Linked DNA regions of Homo sapiens: region 2 is linked to region 1. Evidence: chromatin contacts called from ENCODE Hi-C data. All regions are on one chromosome and are shown on one strand. Each heading gives the region's core, a stretch centred on a gene start or an enhancer-like site at or near the end of the contact. The rest is flanking DNA. Distances are from core to core; before and after follow the strand shown. Region 1 overlaps GUCY2C (guanylate cyclase 2C). Region 2 holds the start of ART4 (ADP-ribosyltransferase 4 (inactive) (Dombrock blood group)).

What was found. Hi-C counts contacts between places; a loop is a spot of excess contacts on that map. Pooled maps may share reads with other maps.
Region 2: a loop to region 1 is called in a pooled map, with 3 times the contacts of the local background. The contact joins the promoter of ART4 here to the enhancer-like site in region 1. A Hi-C loop is called at or near these places in 9 of 168 maps with a recorded cell type or tissue (CD4-positive, alpha-beta memory T cell, Caco-2, HCT116 and 6 more), 4 of 37 single-sample maps with no recorded cell type and 17 of 50 pooled maps.

What each region holds. Positions count from the first base shown.
Region 1 is chr12:14,641,573-14,647,925 of GRCh38, forward strand. It overlaps GUCY2C (guanylate cyclase 2C), which reads right to left. Exons shown (of 27, transcript NM_004963.4): 16 at 3,657-3,743; 17 at 2,002-2,134. Among named protein-coding and RNA genes, the nearest start is that of GUCY2C-AS1, 21 kb to the right of the region's middle. RefSeq lists an enhancer at 2,748-2,827. Within about 2 kb of position 2,844, at least 4 of the 41 ENCODE cell types and tissues checked have a DNase peak (open chromatin) inside an H3K27ac peak, as active enhancers do.
Region 2 is chr12:14,841,647-14,847,999 of GRCh38, forward strand. It overlaps ART4 (ADP-ribosyltransferase 4 (inactive) (Dombrock blood group)), which reads right to left and starts at 1,880. Exons shown (of 3, transcript NM_021071.4): 1 at 1,324-1,880. The coding sequence starts at 1,467.

The DNA.
Region 1 (6,353 bases), core at 1,594-4,093:
CAGTAGAATATGAGAGGCTGAGGAATTTAGTAGTTTATGGGACATATGGAATGAACCTATGAAAGCCTTCAAAATACAAATTTTGGCCAGGCGTAGTGGCTTACGCTGGTAATCCCAGTACTTTGGGAGGCCAAGGCAGGTGGATCACAAGGTCAGGAGATTGAGACCAGCCTGGCCAATATGGTGAAACCCTGTCTCTACTAAAAATACAAAAATTAGCCAGGCGTGGTGGTGGGTGCCTGTAGTCCCAGCTTCTCAGGAGGCTGAGGCAGGAGAATTGCTTGAACCTGGGAGGTGGAGGTTGCAGTGAGACGAGATCACACCACTGCACTCCAGCCTGGGTGACAGAGCGAGACTCCATCTCAAAAAAAAAAATACAAATTTTATGTGTACTAAATTTATTTTATTTAAATTATTATAATTTATTAGTTAATGTGTATATGCATATTTAAATATAAATTTACCAAAAGAAGATAAAGACAGTACATTAAGACAAAGAGACTATGGCTGATATTTTCAAGGCATAACATACTGGCAGCCTGCAACTCAGCTAGGGTCCACAGTGGTGTTTTTGCTGGTTCCCACAGTATTCTTAAAAAAGTATCGCATGTAATTTACTCACAGTTTACTCCTGTCCCTGCCACTCCCTAGTGCTTACATCTAGTTCACTCACTTCACATGAGTGCAATGCTGTATTTAGCTCCTATAGATACTCGAGTTTTGAATCCTTATTACACACCTTATTTAGTAATAACGGGCATGCAATTAATTTTTCTTCAACATGCTTCGTAAGTTTTTCAGGATCACCTAGCTCCTTATAAACTTTTTAAGACTTACCTTCACCAGTTTCAATGAAACATGTATAGTTTCATGTTGTTAGGTGCAATAATATGTTTATGATGATGCACACTTTCCTTATTTGGTTCTCTGTCCAAATGTACATCACCTTTTTGAATTTGTGTCTTGTGAATTTTTGTGAATTGTGATTCATGCATAGTTGATCATAAAGGTTAGGGGTTGTAGAAAAGGTAAGTAAATCTACTTATGCTAAAATTTTAGGTAACTGATGCCATAGGTAGGTAGGTATAAGCGAGTGCTGTTTAAGATGATAGGATTTGACCTGTAATTTATCTGATTTGTGTCATGCTAGGTTATCTGATGACGATTTGTACTACTATGTCATGAACCAGGCTTGGCACAGGTCTTCAATAAGAAATTATTAGATTGAGTTCAATATCATATTATGCTTGAAATGGCTGTGGATGTAGGGACAGAATCGCAATTTTCCTTTTATTAAGGAAAAACGAAAGGATTGCAAAGTTGAATTAGAAATATAATTTGGTGTTTGGATCTAGGTAGTATTTTAAGGCAACATGAGTTCTAGATATCTGAGTCTGTTTAACTGTGAGTCATAGTCAAGAAAGGGTAAATGTTCAACACGAAAAGCCCTTTATACTTTACAAATCCGTTTTCTTTATGTTATCTTTTTTGACTCTCACCACAATCCTGAAAGAGGTAAGAATATATTTTACTGGTTAGAGTTTTTTCCTTAACATTTCTTATTACCACACATAAATGAATGATGTCTTGAATGGGAAATGGGTCTTCTGGTTTGTACTCTACCTTCTTGGACAAATCTGAGTCTCAGTGCTGTCCTCTATAAAGGAAAAAGCTTAAATTAGACGATGTCTAAGGTCTCTTCCTGCTCTAACCTTCTATATTTTTTTCAGCTAGTTCTGCTCCCACAAGCCATTAAGTTATTCATGATTTCTCAGTGTAGCAAGGGACGCATGGATGAAGGAAATCCACAGAGGACATTTGTTTAACTCAGGAAATACTCGTTGACTGACAAGTGTGAAGTTCTGGAGAATGAGCCAGCTGTTGTCTCTTGTGGCTTTAAGTGCTTATCTTCTGATCAGTATTACAATTTCCTGACCACGCTACATGGGTTTGAAAAAAAAATCAGTTAGGAAACTAGTGAACATTTCATTCATTACAGACCCTTTTTTGGAGGTAAAATGGAATTGCAGCCAAAATCAGTGATCTTCACCACCATTCTACTGTCCACTACGCAGTTGGTAGATTTCAGACGACCATGGACTTCTGTCTTACTGGAGTGCAGATATGACATTCCCTGTAATTTTTTAGATGATAGAAAAACAGAAATGTGACACACTTCAGCTGCTTGATTATTTTAAAGAAAAAAGTGACATTTGGAAACCATTTCAGCAGATGGTCACACCATCAGATTTTAATTTTAGTCCCACTATTTTTACCTTAACAATATTACTGAAGCCCTAATATTTGCCTACACTTTATATCTAGTTTCAAAGTCTGTTTAAATGACAGAGTAAAAGGGAATTGTCTAAAATATCTGCTTAAGTAGTTGTGTATAATATGAGGCAAAGGGTTGATTTTTTTTAAGTGTTTCTGCTTACCACTTATTTGGTCTGTGACCCTGGGTAGGTCTCTGGTCCTGTTTTACATGAATTTAAAATAAAAATATGAATAATAGTGCCTTGCTTTTCCAAAGGGGCAGGGTGCCAGGCTAGATTATTTCCTAAAGTGGAAGTGGTTTCATCCTATTTTGAAGCAATGTTTCATTCATTCTGTTTCAAAAGGGGAAGCCTGGCCCCCGTGATGGCTCATGCCTGTAATCCCAGCACTTTGGGAGGCCGAGCTACTCAGGAAGCTGAGGCAGGATAATCGCTTGAATTTGGAAGGCCGAGGTTGCAGTGAGCTGAGATCGCGCCACTGTACTCCAGCCTGGGTGACACAGTGAGACTCCGTCTCAAAAAATAAAAAAATAAAAAAAGAGGAAGCCTGTTTTTGGCTGATGTGCTTCTCTCTTGTGGTTAGAGGGTGTCTCAGCTGAAGCTGATTTTCAGCCTGGATCACAGGAGTGACGTGTGTGGCAAATCGATTTTCATAACACATTTTTCAAACTGATTCTGAACCCATATAACTTTCAGGTGAGTTAAGACTGTATCAAACAGCTCCCTCTCACAACCAACTTGTCTTCATTCTTGAATGAGGCCCTGGTTACTGGTGTCCACTCTGTTTTCCTATCACGTCTCAAAATATGCATGTCCACATTTATTATTGATTCCTGCAAGATGGTTTCCTGTACTTAAGATTTTCTCTTGTAAAGTTGAGGATTCAGTTGTCTTTTTTTTTTTTTTTTTTTTTAATGGAGTCTCACTCTGTCACCCAGGCTGGAGTGCAATGGCTCAATCTCGGCTCACAGCAACCTCCATCTCGTGGGTTCAAGCAATTCTCCTGCCTCAGCCTCCGAAAGTGCTGGGATTACAGGCTTGAGCCACTGCGCCCAGCCCAGTTGTCTTTCTTGTAGTTTTATATGATTTTGATTTCTGGAAAATCTGTGAAACTGCATGCCTCACACCCAGACTACAAAGAATATAATAAAATAATAATAACTGATAGATATATATTGAACATGTACTTGTACCTGGTCTTGTTATAAGCACGTGCATTATTTCACAAAATCCTCATAACCTAAAATCCTACAACCCTATGACATAGCTATTATTATCATTTTACAGATGAAGAAACCAATGCACAGAAGGTTGAATAACTTGTTAGATCTGTTTTCTTATATTTAATTTTCATATTTTCTGTGTGTGTGTTTCTCTTACCTTAGCAATGTCATACAAGACAGAGATCTTAAACTCCCAATCCATGAATGTGCCATCAGGGTAGGAAATTGTGTCATTTAAAACTTCCTGAATAGGAAAAAAGAAGAAGAAGAAAAGTTGTTGCAAGAAAGGATATTGTGGAGAGACTATTATGAAACAAATAATGATCTTCAAATTATGAAACCTTAGGATCAGGAACAAATTGGAATTCCATTGTCTGGGATTTCATGAACCTGTGTTTTTTCCTTTTCTGCATAAGAAGCATTGGGTGGTTTTTGCCACCTGGATATGAGCAGGAGGTACCCATAGCATCCCAAATTTCAGTTCTTCCATCAGACAGGTGTAGAGGAATAAGCAGCAGGCGGGGAGACTGCTTAACAAGTGACTGCCCTGCATGTTCTGTCTCATCTAAATTGGACCCATGTTTTAAAACAGGCAATTGCTATAAGAAAATTCCTTCATTAGGCTTGTGTTTTTACTCACATAATCAGTTATATAAATTAGCTTAATTGCTCTTTTTTTTTTGAGTTTACTAAGTCCTCTGTCAATAAGAGAGATCTTGGATTTTTTTGTGAATTGTATGACCTGGAATTTTCTTTGTTTTTTTTTGTTTTGTTTTGTTTTTGAGACAGAATCTTGCTCTGTTGCCCAGGCTGGCATGCAGTGGCACAATCTCAGCTCATTGCAACCTGTGCCTCCGGGGTTCCAGCCATTCTCCTGCCTCAGCCTGCTGAGTAGCTGGGATTACAGGCGCATGCCACTATGCCCAGCTAACTTTTGTATTTTTACTAGAGACGGGGTTTCGCTACGTTGGCCAGGCTGATCTCGAACTCCTGGCCTCAAGCAATCTGCCCGCCTCAGCCTCCCAAAGTGCTGGGATTACAGGCACAAGCCACCGCGCCCCGCCTATATCTGGAATTTTCAAGTCACTATTTTAATATGATGATGGTTCTACCAAGTTGCAGGATTTTAATTAAGCTAATACATAACTGTTCTTCACGGTAGAACTCTAAACAGGACTCTAACTGATAACAATAGTTTCTTATTTTAGGAAAAAGCCCAGTTTGATTTTTAGTTTTAACTCAGGCACTGTACTAAGAATTTCCAAGGAGGGGTCTAAAGTCCTTAATCATTTCAGATAAGGCTGGTTGGGCTGTGGGTACCAGGCCAAGTTGACAGAGGGGAGTTATGGGCAGACAGACTAATTCTTTTCTATGCCTTCTCTCCCTTTAGCGCACCATTCACCCATCCTACCCTGTTCTCATCTGCCAAATTGTAAAAAGCATATTATTCTGTTTTGATGATAAAAGGAATACAAGTTTACTATAAAAAATGTGAAAAAATTGCACAATATAAAAAAGAAGAATATAAAATTATTGCTAATTGCACCATCTAATTTATTCTCATTCTGGTATTTTCTTTTAGTCTTCTTTAATGTAGATATGGAAAGTATATGTAATAAATATTATAAAAGTGGGATCATAATGTATATGCAGATTTATATGTTTTTTTCTGAGCAATTTTAATAGGTGACCTGCATATTTATTCTTTAAAATTATTGAGTCTTATCTCTAGAGCAGGGACTGTGTTAGTGCTGGGATTATAAGGGACCTGTTATAGGGTGCACAGTCTGGTGAAGGAAACTGACACTCATAAAATAATCAGACAAATAAACATAAGATTATAACTGTGATAAGTACGAAGAAAAATTGCCTACAATCTGGGGATTTGACCCCTAAAATCTGGGGTTTGTTATGAAGATTAAAGATGGCTTCCTTCAGGAAATGGCTGTTGAGCTGAGATCAAATGAAGGGAGGCAAGAGTTTTGGGAAGAGGGAACAGCATGGGAAAAGAACCTTTTGTGGAAGAGAGAATGAAAAGGTCCTATTATCTGAGCACCATTTTTAAAATTACCCTTCTTTAGTCATATTTGTCATATACTTAATGGTATTCTTAGCCCATGTGTTTTTCTTCCATAAATCATCTGCTTGTTCATGAGCTGTCACTACACCGCCTTGATTATAATAACTTTCTGACAAGTGGCCTCTTCATTCTCTTTTTCAAAACTGTTTTAGTTATTATTGCTCATATATATATGTGTGTATGTATATGTTTTTCCTGATGATCTCTGTTAATTAAGCAAAGTCTTTGCCTTTGATTGCAAGTTTGTGGTTTTCAGAAGAATTTATACATTTTCAATGTGAATTTGTCGGTATAGGGTGTCGGTAAATCGGCTCTCTGTTAGCAACAGCCCTGATTTATAATATGCTTGCTGAGTACGATGTGAAATATTTCCACCCTGAATGATTTCAGCTTCCAAAAGTTTAACACTGACTGGCTGGCAAATTCTTGAATAACTTAACAATCAGCTCTGAGCTAGTACCAGCCAGTTCCAGCACATCATTGATTCCTATCTAAGAACTTGACTAAGTTCTGTTAAGATTTATTTAATGTCTTAGAAAACTTTCAGTGTTCTTAACTGATTCTTTGCATTTCACGTTGAGTATTTTCAAATAAATATTTTTGTTAAAAATATTAAGGAGGATTTTTTGAGTTGTATTTTCTGACCAATTTGGCTAATATATATGATATATACATTATATATGTAAATTATTTTCTATACACTTATTTTGTTTCTAGTCATCATACAAATTTCTTATAATTTTTAGTATTTGAGGCTTTTGCATTTTCTAGGAA
Region 2 (6,353 bases), core at 630-3,129, 200 kb after region 1:
CTGGGTTCTGAAAACATTGATAATAAAAATAGCAAAATATGAAAGCCAAAATATCTGTTTTCTTACTGAAAAAGGGCACGCTACAGCAGTCACATTGTTAGGTCTGATAGCAAGTGGCTTGTTAAGAGCAAATTCCAGAATGGGACCGACTCGTTTGCAGGCAGTACTGAACTGGGGCCTGCCCAGGTAAGATTCTTGTCATGGGGAAACAGAGAACTGATGCCCTTTGCCATCAGGCTAACTCCCAGGAGGATGAAGAGCAGAGCCAAACTCAGCACACCCAGTTGTTTTTTCCCATGTTACCAGTCAAGTACATTTGTCCCCCTCAGGGACAGCAGAGTGAGTCAAGGGTTGGACAGTGGTCAGGAATGTGCCTAGGAAAGTCCCTCCCCTCCTGGAAAAGGACATTCCTTTCTAATGGGTAGCCAACAGAATGTTGTTTATTCACGTCTAGTGCATGCTAAACTGAAATGACAGATTTGAATAGAAGTCCACAAAATATCATCAGACTATCATTTAGAGCCATATATAAATTATATAAATTCTAAAACATTCCTTTCTTGGCAAAGAAATGATGTTTTCGTAATAAACAGTACTCATTGAGGGACATGTTAAAGGATCACATTCCATCCAGTCAATGTTAAGGATGTTGGAACTGGAACTTAAAGAACATCCCATTTGGTATTTTTACTATGTTATTTATGATGAGACGTCAGCTAGTTGTTTGTGAACTAGAACACATTTTTAAGACTGATTAAATGATTTTAACCAATAACTCTTCACATCAGGTATTAAAATAGGTCTACGGTATCTATTTAAGCCAAGCCGAGCCAAACCAAACCAATAATACAATGTTCTGTCAACTGTCATGATGAACTCTGAAACTTTGTTAATATGTTACTAGATCTCAAATATGTACTCTGTCATCTCTTAACATTAGGTTGTTTTTTGTTACACAGATCTTTATTAAAATATTCACTTAAAACTTAAGTCAATCTGTATGCTAGAGTTTAAAGCCAAATAGACTTGGTTTATTTTGCATTGTTTGTACTATGGAAGCAATATTTTACTTAATTTTTACAGTGGATCAGGAAAATAACTTTATGCCACTAGCATCCATAATGTCAAGTGTACTAACAGTGAAGGATTCTACAATTTTTCATAACTGTTTTCAACACTCTTTACTAACATGATTTGTTAAAATGTCTGAATGAAACTAGATTCTGAATGCCTAAGTTTTCGGCCATTTAAAGGCTGTGGCCGGGTGAATGCTCTGTTGGAGCACTGATCATAAAGAGATCACCCCCTCAATTGTCCCCCTACCTCAGAACCCTCTGTGGGTCTCTGCAGGCCAGAGAGGAGCAGCAGGAATGGCAGCAGGCCTCCAAGGAGCCAGATTCTCATCGTTGCAGGAGGTACAGTAGTTGGGAGAAGAATCTTCTTGCATCTGTTGATCAATGGACCCATTTGCTTGTGTCACAAGTACTTCTCCTTTGCCCTTGCAGCTTCATCCTGAGATGAATTCTCAGAGTTCTCCTTTGAGGTTTTCTTTCAGTCTCATCCGTAACCGTTTTTTCCCCTGTCTATGCTGAGCAACTTCTGTTGCCCACCAACAACCAATAGCTTGTCTGAGGGAAGAAATCAACTCCGACTTCTTTGCAAAACTGAAATCTCTGTGAAATAGCCAGATGCGCACACCAAATAAGGGTTTCTAAAGAGAACCCAAGTTACTTTTCAATTAAAAAAATAAAATCTCTGATCTAGTCTGTATTCAGGGGAATGCCGAAGTCCTGTTAAGTGTCAGACTCAGCAGTTCAGCCTTCCCTTTCCCAGCCAAACAGGAAAAAGCATGCTCTGTCCAGCGTTTGGGGCCAAGTAGCATTATCTGGAGCCCCAGGCTTCCATCAAAACTGATAAGATTGGCATGCGCAGGGCGGCTGGGAACGCGCCACCCTGGGTGTCTATAGGCTCATCTGGCCCTGCTGATAGGCCCTGCCCAGGACGGGCGTTCACAGAGCAAAGTGTGTTTTAGAGTTATTGTCAAAAAGAAGGCTCTTTGTACTGCTTTTCCCTGGCACCTTTGAAACTCTCCAATCCAGAGATTGTACCTCTGGGTTCAAAGCTCTTCCCCCATTTTCTCTTCTGAAGACAGGCCCTCTGTCCGCACAGTTCCAGTCTCCAGTGAATCCTAATGACGACTGTCAGGAGACTGCTTATGTAGAGCTGACATAAGTTAAAATAGGGTCCACTGTGCAAACTTAATCCAGCACAGTTCTATTAAGCACTCTCTTTTAGGTAGGTACTACCCTTTCTAGTCTAAACATCCTTCTTCTCCTCCCAACCCTTGATATAATTATATTTTCTTGCAAATATTTTGTATTTATACTTCTGGATTCATTATTTAAGAAACTAAAAGTTAGCAATCCTTGATAATTGTTTTTCTTGCAAATATTTACTTCTGGATTCAATTTTTAACTTTTAAGGTAAACTAAGTGCTGTTCTTAAGTATTCTAGAATTTTTTGGCACCCTGAATTTTTTTAATCTAAATTTTCTGATGATCACAGCAGTTCTGTCTCATTAACAAATATTCAGAATATTTAGAAAGCACAAAGGAGAAAAAAATGACACATAACCCGTCACTTGGAGACAGCCACTAATTAGGTCTGGATTTTGATTTATACACCCTTAGACATACACACACACAGGTTTCTAGAACTGAAATAATATAGTATGCAGTTTTGCATACTGTTTATTCCCCTTAATATTTTAATGTAAGCATGTCCCTATATAATTTAATACCTATTGAAACATTTTTTAAACAAAGGTTCACTATATTCCATTACATAGGTGCTGCCACACAATGGGACAGCATGGGTGGATCCATGGACAGTCTCAGAAGAAGATTGATAAGTGACTAGAACATGGACTCTTGAATAAGACATCTCAGTTCAATTCCTGGTGCTCCTTCTTCCTAAATGTGTGATCTTGGACAAGCTACTTAACCTCTCTGTCTCTCTGTTTCCTCATGTGTTGAATGGAGATAATAATAGTACCAACTTCATTTTAGTGTTGATACATTCATACTCCTTAGAATAGCATCTGGCACCTAGAAATTTTCCAACAAATAAAACCAATTATTATTATTTGCACCAAAGTTTATTTAATAAATATCTTATATTTAGCTTGTTTTCAACTACATAAATTTTTGTGTGTTTCTCACAATTTTTAAGATGCAGTTCTAGAGATGTGACTACTGATCCATGGAATGCATATTTTTCAGATTTAATGGCAACCACTAGCAGTGTGTGAAAATATCCCTTTAAGACTTTAACAATTCTTAAGGTTCCTTATTAGCAACTGTTACTTTGGAATATTGAGATGTCATGAAGAGAACTAGACTTAGAATATGAAAATTTGAATTATAGTTTGAGTTCTACCCACAATGCTGGCTGAGGTAACTTTAAAAAATAAGTAATTTGTGCTTAGCCTCAGTTTCCTTAACCTTATAGAAAGTTGTCAGGCTTAAATAAGGTGAAACTTTTCTTTTATTGAGCAAGTACTGTACTTCAAGACCTTTTTGCATGTTATCTCAACCCATGGGACGACCATGAAGAGATATTTTAACCTTTCCTTTATAAATGTGGTTGTTGAGGCCCTGTGAAGTTTAATAACTTTTTAGTAATCACAGGTGCTTTTCTGTCTCCTGAAGCCCACGATCTTAAAACACTCTAAAAGAGTGTGTCATTTTATTATTATCTTCTATAAAGGTTTTGCTATTTTTCCTATCGTGACTGCCACTTCCAGGATAAGACCACTGGAGGGCAGCAGAAAACTTTGTAACATTTTATACCACTCAGTCTAAAAGAGGGAGAACAGAAAAGGGAATGGGGCAGGGAGCAGGAAGGGGGATAGAAAGAGAGAGAGAGAGGGAGAAAGATAGAGGGAGAGAGGGAGAGAGAGTGAGGGGGAGAGCAAAAGAGAAGGGGAGCGAGAGAGTGGGGAGGGGAGGGGAGAGAGAGAAGGTAGGGAGAGAGAGAGAAGGTGGGGAGAGAGAGAGAAAGAGAGAGACAGAGAGAGAGAACCATCAGTGAAAACAACTGGGGTAGGGAAAAGCTCAAGTTCTGGTGTATATGTGAACATATTTGAATTAAAATGAAAAGTTAAGTTTTCTGATTGTTTGGAGTCAATAAAAAGTCATCTTTTGCCTTAAGGGCTATCTTATTAAGATTCTCATGTAATAATTTAATATTAGTTAATTTAGAGTTTGGGGTGCATTCAGTTATCATTTAATGATACCCAGTTCTTCAAAATGCAGCCTATTTGTGCTGTCTTGATGGGTTGGGATATAAGTTTTGAAGTAGCACAGACCTTGTGTTGGAATTTTACTTCCATCACTTCCTACCTTTGTGAGTTGGAACAAATTACACTAATTCTCAGTTGCATTTTCTTCATATGTAAAAGTAGACATGGTAACACCAGTCTTGCAGGGTTCTGTTGACAATGAAATGAAAGACCAACAACTCATAGGGTGTCCAACACAGTGAAAGTTAACTTTATTTTTTTTTTTAAGCAGCTGTTTAAGAAGAGGTTTCGCTAATTTTCCAGATCTATTTTCTGGAATAAATTCTAGATATTCTAGACTATTCTAAACCTTCTTTCAGAGAATGGGTTGCAGTACTCACTAGAGGGCCTTTCCCAGGGAGGAAACTTATCTTCTGTTACCGTCCTTGAGGTTTGGCAATGACCTTTAGTAGTTCCTGTTTGGATCTTGTTGAACTCCTTCAGATCTGTGTCTAAATTTAATAGGAGTGTTTTATTGCCAGAAGTACTTGTTAGTCACAGGAAAGTTGTTTGATAGTGACCCCATAATTTGGTAGGCAGAATGGGTTTGAGTTATCTACGTTTTAACTTATCAGTTCCTTCTTAACTCTTAACACTCTTACAGAAGTGAGCAAAGCTCCCTCAGTTATTTCACATTTTTATAACTTTTTATTTAGATAACATTTCATGCTTACACAAAAGGTGCAAGAGTAGAAGGAATTTCGATACACTCTCCAAATTAATCAGTTGTTAATATTTTACCCCAATTGCTCTATCATTCTCTCTTTTTTTAAACAACTTGAGAATAAATTGCAAATATCATGCTCTTTTACCCTTAAATACCTCAGCATTTATTTCATAAAACAGGGACATTCTCTTATATAACCACAGTTAATTACAAATATCATTTATATAATATCGTTATCTAATCCATAGTTCATAGTCAAATTTATTAACTGTTCCTATAATGTCCTTTATGTCTCGTCCCAGGATCACAATTTGCACTTAGTTGTCAAGTCTCTGTAGTCTCTTTAAGCTGCAATACTTCCTCAGTGTTTATTGTGCCTTTTGACCTTGGCAGGTTTGAGAAGCATTGGCCAGTTATTTTGTGGAATGTCTGTCAACTGGGGCTTGCACATTATTTCCTGGTAATTAGATTCAGATTATGCAGTTCTGGCAGGGAAATCACAGGGAGAAGTTTTACCATTCTCAGGAGACATTTGCATCTATTGTTTCAATACCTTTTGCAATAATAGTTATTAAAGCAATTGCTTTATTATAGTATCTGGTTGCTTGGTTATATGTTGATCATCAGATTATGTTATTTACCCTTTCTTTTTCTCACCTTTTTCTTTAAAAGCATAGGATCTTAGTGTCAGGAAAGAGCTTTGTTTTCCTTATCGTCATCCCCAACACTCCTCTGTGAATTTCCTCAACATTGTTGACAGAGCAACTTCTGCTGCATGTGCTCTCACAACGGCTAACATTCTGTAAGTGTTTGTTGAATGAATGAGTGAATGAATAAATGCTTCCAAATTTCAGTAGCTTGGGTACCATCCCCAAGAAGGCCATTTATTCTGGGAGAGATAGAGCAGAATTCCTAGTGGTGCATAGGAGGTTCTGAGGCCCAGGCTCACAGAAAAGACATTTGCCCAAGGACTATGCCTGAGTCTATCCAAATCCTGGGGACACAATGGGCAGCAGAAGATCTGACATAACTCAGGGACCGTCTCAACCCTTGGGTAGAGCAGAGTGATTGGGAATACAGGGTAAGGGAGTAGCCATCCTTTCACACATTTGAAAATGATATATTTGCTGAACATGAGCTGTGCATGATGCTCTGGGGATTCAGCCATAACCAACCAGATATGGTCCCAGCTCTCTAGGAACTTAGATCTGTTCAATTTTGAAAGTCAGCTCATGGTAACGGGGCCTAGCAGTCAGGAGGAGATTCTGAAAAAAAGCTCCATTTCCCAAAGGGAATTTAAAAAAAGAGAGTACTAGTCACATTAATTCACTAGAGAATGGGGAT